Regions from separate parts of the Homo sapiens genome. Here region 1 is linked to region 2. The links are chromatin loops, found by intact Hi-C in ENCODE. Cell type or tissue: PC-9. All regions are shown on one strand. Links, peaks and the distances in the headings refer to the core of each region. The heading gives the core; the rest is flanking DNA. Region 1 overlaps STK31 (serine/threonine kinase 31). Region 2 overlaps FAM221A (family with sequence similarity 221 member A).

Region 1 (2,924 bases), core at 262-2,761, 68 kb after region 2:
CAGACCCTAGATTCATTGATTTTTTTTTGGAGTGTTTTTTTTGTGTGTGTGTGTCTCTGTCTCCTTCAATTCTTCTCTGATCTTATTTCTTGTCTTCTGCTAGCTTTTGGGTTCATTTGCTCTTGCCTTTCTAGTTCTTTTAATTGTGATGTTAAGGTGTTGATATGAGATCTTTCTAGCTTTCTGATGTGGGTATTTAGTGCTATAAATTCCTCTCTTAACACTACTTTATCTGTGTCCTGGAGATTCTGGTACATTGTCTCTTTGTTCTCATTGGTTTCAAAGCACTTCTTGATTTCTGCCTTAATTTCATTATTTACCCTGGAGCCATTCAGGAGCAAGTTGTTCAGTTTCCATGACATTGTGTGGTTTTGAGTGAGCAATACTAACCTTAAATGTAAATGGGCCAAATGCCCCAATTAAAAGACACAGACTGGCAAATTAGCTAAGTGGTCAAGACTCATCTGTGTGCTGTATTCAGGAGACCCATCTTCCGCACAAAAACACATACAGGCTCAAAAGAAAGGGATGGAGGGAAATTTACCAAACAAATAGAAAGCAAAAGAAAGCAGAGGTTGCAGTCCTAGTCTCTGATAAAACAGACTTTAAATCAACAAAGATAAAAAAAGACAAAGGCATTACGTAATGGTAAAGGAAACAGTTCAACAAGAAGAGGTGACTATTCTGAATATATATGCACCCAAGGAGCACCCAGATTCATAAAACAAGTTCTTAGAGACCTACAAAGAGACTTAGATTCCCACACAATAATAATGGGAGACTTTAACACCCCACTGTCAGTATTAGATCAACGAGACAGAAAATTAACAAGGATATTCAGGACTTGAACTTAGCTCTCTATCAAGTGGACCTGATAGACGTCTGCAGAACTCTCTACCCCAAATCAACTGAATATACATTCTTCTCAGTGCCACATGGCACTTATTCTAAAATTGACCACATAATTGGAAGTAAAACACTCTTCAGCAAATGCAAAAGAACTGAAATCATAACAAACAGTCTCTCAGATCACAGTGTAATCAAATTAGAACTCAGGAAATGTTATCTTTCTAGAAAGACAAGGAACTGGAGATATTGTAATGATAGTTTGTGTAAAACCTTTAACTTTTACAGTATCTTCATATTAATAATTTCCTTCATTTATTGCCTTATAAGAAAGGTGTAATAGACAACTGGTGATTGTGGATAAGGGGTAGCAAAATCTTTTCCCTTTTTGCATGAAAACTTTACCTTTGGTTAACTCCCTCTCTTTGTTCCCTTGGTAATGTGATAAAATATTTCAACTGTGTTACTAGGCAACATTATTTATGGTAAGTATAACTTATGATTGTCAAACTGCATCTGTACTGGGAGAAACTACAAACTACAAATACTTGATGTGGACTCTTGTAACTAAACATGCCCCTTGAGGGACCCTGGAAGCTATACCTATGGAGTTGTTACAAGAGATACTGGCTTTTGAGGGACATTAGGCTTGTAAACCAGAGTGGCTTTCATACATGCTAATGTGGAACTTTTCTGGTCTGAGTGGTGTGTTTTATGCATGTAAGACTCTGCCTTACTATTAATTAGTGTCTGAGTCACCTATTGTTGGGAGGTAGTTGTTTGTGTGTGTGAGTAGGGGTGTGAAAATGAAATATTTTACATAAATTCTTTATTAGCTTAGGTACAAGTATATTTATTTCCTGTTGCAGTTTTCTTTAATTTATTGTATTGGGCTGAACAGAACTTCCTGTTTTTCTTGTAAACCATTCCCTACAACCACCATAACTTTCCCTAGCACCTGTGAGCTCTATACTTGTTGTGTTTGGACTTGTTCCATCTTAAATATTTGTGGTTTCTGCCTCTGTGGATTATACCCTGTAAATCTTACTCCCTAGTCATACCTAGGTTGATCAGTTGGCAGCCTGACTGCCTCTGAATGAGAAGTATGAGCAGGATAACTAGGCTTTTGAAAATGCCAGGAATGTTTAGTTTGGAGAAGGGATTTGATTTTGGTTATTTTACGTATTAGATTCTAACTGATCACTTCTGATTATGGGAGAAAGAAGATGACAGCAGAATGATTAATTTTTTAATTTCTATGAAACACAGGCAGTGTGTTTATAAACATTTTCTTACATTAACTTTTAAAATGGGCATATTTGCTCCCATTTTATAAGTGAGGAAACAGGCTTACAAGGGTAAGGAAATTGTTCAAGATTACCTAGTTGTAATTTTTTAAAATTAAAAAATTACTCTTTTTTTTGAGGTATGGTCTCACTCTGTCACCCAGGCTGGAGTGCAGTGGCACGATCACAGCTCACTGCAGCCTCAACCTCCAGGGCACAAGAGATTCTCCACTTCAGCTTCCCAAGTAGCTAGGACTACAGGCGGTGTACTACCAACCATGCCTGGCTAATTTTTTTGTACTTTTTATAGTGACGGGGTTTTACCATGTTGTCCAGACAGGTTTTGAACTCCTTGGCTCAAGTAATCCTCCTGCCTTGGCCTCCCAAAGTCCTGGGATTGCAAGTGTTAGCTACCATGCCCGTACCCTAGTTCTAAATGTTAATATGGAACTTGAACCCAGACATGTCTGACAGCAAAGCCTATTGTTTTTCCATTGAAACCACACTATTGATATTAAAATACTTCTTAATGTATTTTCATGTAAGATGAAAAGATGTAAAAAAACCTGCCTTATTTGTTTTTGTGGTTTGAGCATAGTGAAAGTATTCAGGATGGAGCTTTAGCACTTACTATCCTATGAGTACAGATGTGACTTTTTTTGAAAGCAGAATTTTTTTTTTCTACTACTGCTTGTGTTTCCGGACTTAAAGTTTACTTGATAGATGGAAGTGTAGATTATTGGCTAAATATATAATCATAATAGCCACTCAAATGAAATCGTCATTTTATTT
Region 2 (2,924 bases), core at 219-2,718:
TGAAATCTTATGGTGAAGTGTGTAATAAAACATTTTTAATGACAGTGGCAGGAATAAATCTTTCATTGGCTGAATATGGAAGTAGTTGGAGAAAACTGATTTATTTATATGCCTTGGTTCATATATATATATATATATATATATATATATTTTTTTTTTTTTTAATAGAGTTTTGCTCTTGTCACCCAGGCTCTTGTCACCAGGAGTGCAGTGGTATGATCTTGGCTCACTGCAGCCTCTGCCTCCAGGGTTCAAGTGATGCTCCTGCCTCAGCCTCCCAAGTAGCTGAGATTATAGGTGCCCGCCACCACGCCCGGCTAATTTTTGTATTTTTAGTAGAGACGGGGTTTTGCCATGTTGGTCAGGCTGTTCTCAAACCCCTGACCTCAAGTGATCTGCCCACCTTGGCCTCCCAAAGTGCTGGGATTCCAGGCGTGAGCCACTGTGCCTAGCTGTTCCCATATATGTTTGTCAGAGGTGTGAATGGGTAAAGATTTTGTTAATAGTATATTCTGGCCTCCATTACAATGTGGCTTGATTTTTTTATACAACGACTTTTCTAAGATGCAATTCACATGTCATACAATTAACCTATTTAAAATGTGCAGTTTAATGATTTTTAATATATAATCAGCATGAATGTTGTGTAACCACCAGCACAATACATTTCAGAACATTTTTCTCACCCCAAAAAGAAACTCCATATTCACTAGGAGTCCTTCCTTACTTTTCTCTCTCCCCAGCCCTAGGCAACCCATAATCTACTTTCTGTTTCTGGATTTGCCTATTCTGGACATTTTATATAAATAGAATCATAGAATATGTGGTCTTTTGTGACTGGCTTCTTTCATTTAGCATGATGTTTTCATGATTCATCCATGTAGCCTATATCAATACTTCTTTCCTTTTTATTGCTGAGCAAGATTACACTACACCCTTTCTGTGTCTACAGGTTGGCCTTCTAATTTGGCTTTTATGGGGAGTTGATCTGTAGGAAGATTTCTACATTATCTCTTCACCTGGTCCTGGCCACTGGGCTCTCCCCGCCATGCCTGCTTATAATTCAGTTTTTGAGGAGAGGGTCTGCATTACCTGGCTCTTCAATTTCTTTTAGTCCTTGTTGTGTTTTGCAGTTTTTTTTTTTTCTGTGTTGTATCTGGTTACTACTTCGGCATGTTTTAGAAGTAAGAACAGTGGCTAGGAAGGAGTTCGGTGGCTGGAGGTAAGAGTTACAGGGGCCAGAGGATCTAGGTTCAGCTGGCTTTTGCCAGGCTAAGTGTCTTTAGGGTAGACAACATAGTACCTTTAAGAATTTAACTCCCTTTACATCTTGATTCAGGTTCCAAGTGTTCAGGATTCCATAGCTGCTTCACTTGTGCTTGTGGTCAGCCTGCATATGCCCATGACACAGTAGTGGAAACTAAGCAAGAAAGATTGGCTCAGGAAAAACCAGTGGGACAGGACATTCCTTATGCAGCCATGGGAGGATTAACTGGTTTCAGCTCGCTGGCGGAAGGCTACATGCGGTTAGATGACAGTGGGATTGGTAAGTGATACTATATGAAATGTGAGCCCATTGTATTGTTTTTATGTGTGCTAACAATAGTGAAGCCTTATATTTGTTAAGCAATTTATAGTATTTTTCTTTCAGAAAACATTCTCTCGTTTGATTTTTATTTTTTAAAAGAGGTTTTTAAAATTTTTATTTTATTTTTTATTTTTTCAGACCTATTTAGTATCCATAAAAGAGGTTTTATTGCTACTATACAATGTATTGTCATTATAGAATTTAGAAAGCAAGTGGCAGAGATCATTTCCATCCCAATACTTGTACTCAAATTTGAATCTGCATCTCCACTGTTTGTAATAGCTGAATAATATTTATTTTATTTGATATGATATAGTTTACCTGTTACTCTACTGTATGTAACTTAAGCTATTATATCCATTTCATTTTGGAAACAATAGGTTTATGTTCATGTGTGTATATGAACATACGTGTATATACATGTAATCACTTCTGTAGTAAAATATGTATATATGTATGTGCACACACATATATCTTCTTGCATACATATATGTTGTAAATAATGTAGGGAAAGTTTAATAGGATCTATTCTAAACTATTAAAGGTAGATGGATCCTTCTGAGAGCTGAGCGGGACTGGGGAGCAGAATGTGTTCCCTGTCTACTTGAAACACAGGTGTGTAAGTTTTTTTTTTCTTTTTTACAACAAGCATGTATTTTTTCATTTAAAAATTACATAAATACAAGTGTATATTTTCTTTTCTTTTCTTTTTTTTTTTTTGAGACGGAGTTTTGCTCTTCTTGCCCAGGCTGGAGTGCAATGGCGCGATCTCGGCTCACCGCAACCTCCGCCTCCCGGGTTCAAGCAATTCTCCTGCCTCAGCCTCCCGACTAGCTGGGATTACAGGCATGCACCACCACGCCCGGCTAATTTTGTATTTTTAGTAGAGATGGGGGTTTCTCCATGTTGGTCAGGCTGGTCTCGAACTCCTGACCTCAGGTGATCTGCCTGCCTCAGCCTCCCAAAGTGCTGGGATTACAGGCTTCAGCCACCACGCCAGGCCCATACGAGTATATATTTTCTTGTAAAAGATTCAAACAATAGAAATTAAGTGGAAAAAGAAAGAAATTAAGTGCAAAACACCCTTGAATACTTCTCTTTGTCTAATTCTTTCCCCGAGGGTAATTTGCTATCATCAATTAATTTTTCTCTTTAACATACAATTTTACTATTTACTTTTTAATTTTTAAAAATTATTTGTATTTATTGTTTAAGAGATAGGGTCTTGCTATGGTGGTAGGCTAGGTTTGAACTCCTGGGTTCAAGCGATCCTCCAGTCTCAGTCTTCCTAGTAGCTGGGATTACAGGCATGCATCACCATACCTGGCTTTACTTT

What was found. Hi-C counts contacts between places; a loop is a spot of excess contacts. Peaks named below come from ENCODE experiments on the same cell type or tissue, not always from the same donor. Only the 100,000 strongest peaks of a DNase experiment are listed, where the experiment ranks them.
Region 1: a loop joins it to region 2, with 6 times the contacts of the local background. A loop is called at or near these places in 1 of 110 quality-filtered maps.

Annotation. Positions count from the first base shown.
Region 1 is chr7:23,758,409-23,761,332 of GRCh38, forward strand. The region is part of intron 10 of STK31 (serine/threonine kinase 31); the gene reads left to right. Among named protein-coding and RNA genes, the nearest start is that of STK31, 50 kb to the left of the region's middle. In PC-9, for the core only: no CTCF peak of the experiment used is centred there; a DNase peak (open chromatin) is centred at 1,803; H3K27ac peaks cover 1,121 bases.
Region 2 is chr7:23,690,051-23,692,974 of GRCh38, forward strand. FAM221A (family with sequence similarity 221 member A) reads left to right here. Exons shown (of 7, transcript NM_199136.5): 4 at 1,340-1,546. Among named protein-coding and RNA genes, the nearest start is that of FAM221A, 11 kb to the left of the region's middle. In PC-9, for the core only: no CTCF peak of the experiment used is centred there; a DNase peak (open chromatin) is centred at 1,461; H3K27ac peaks cover 742 bases.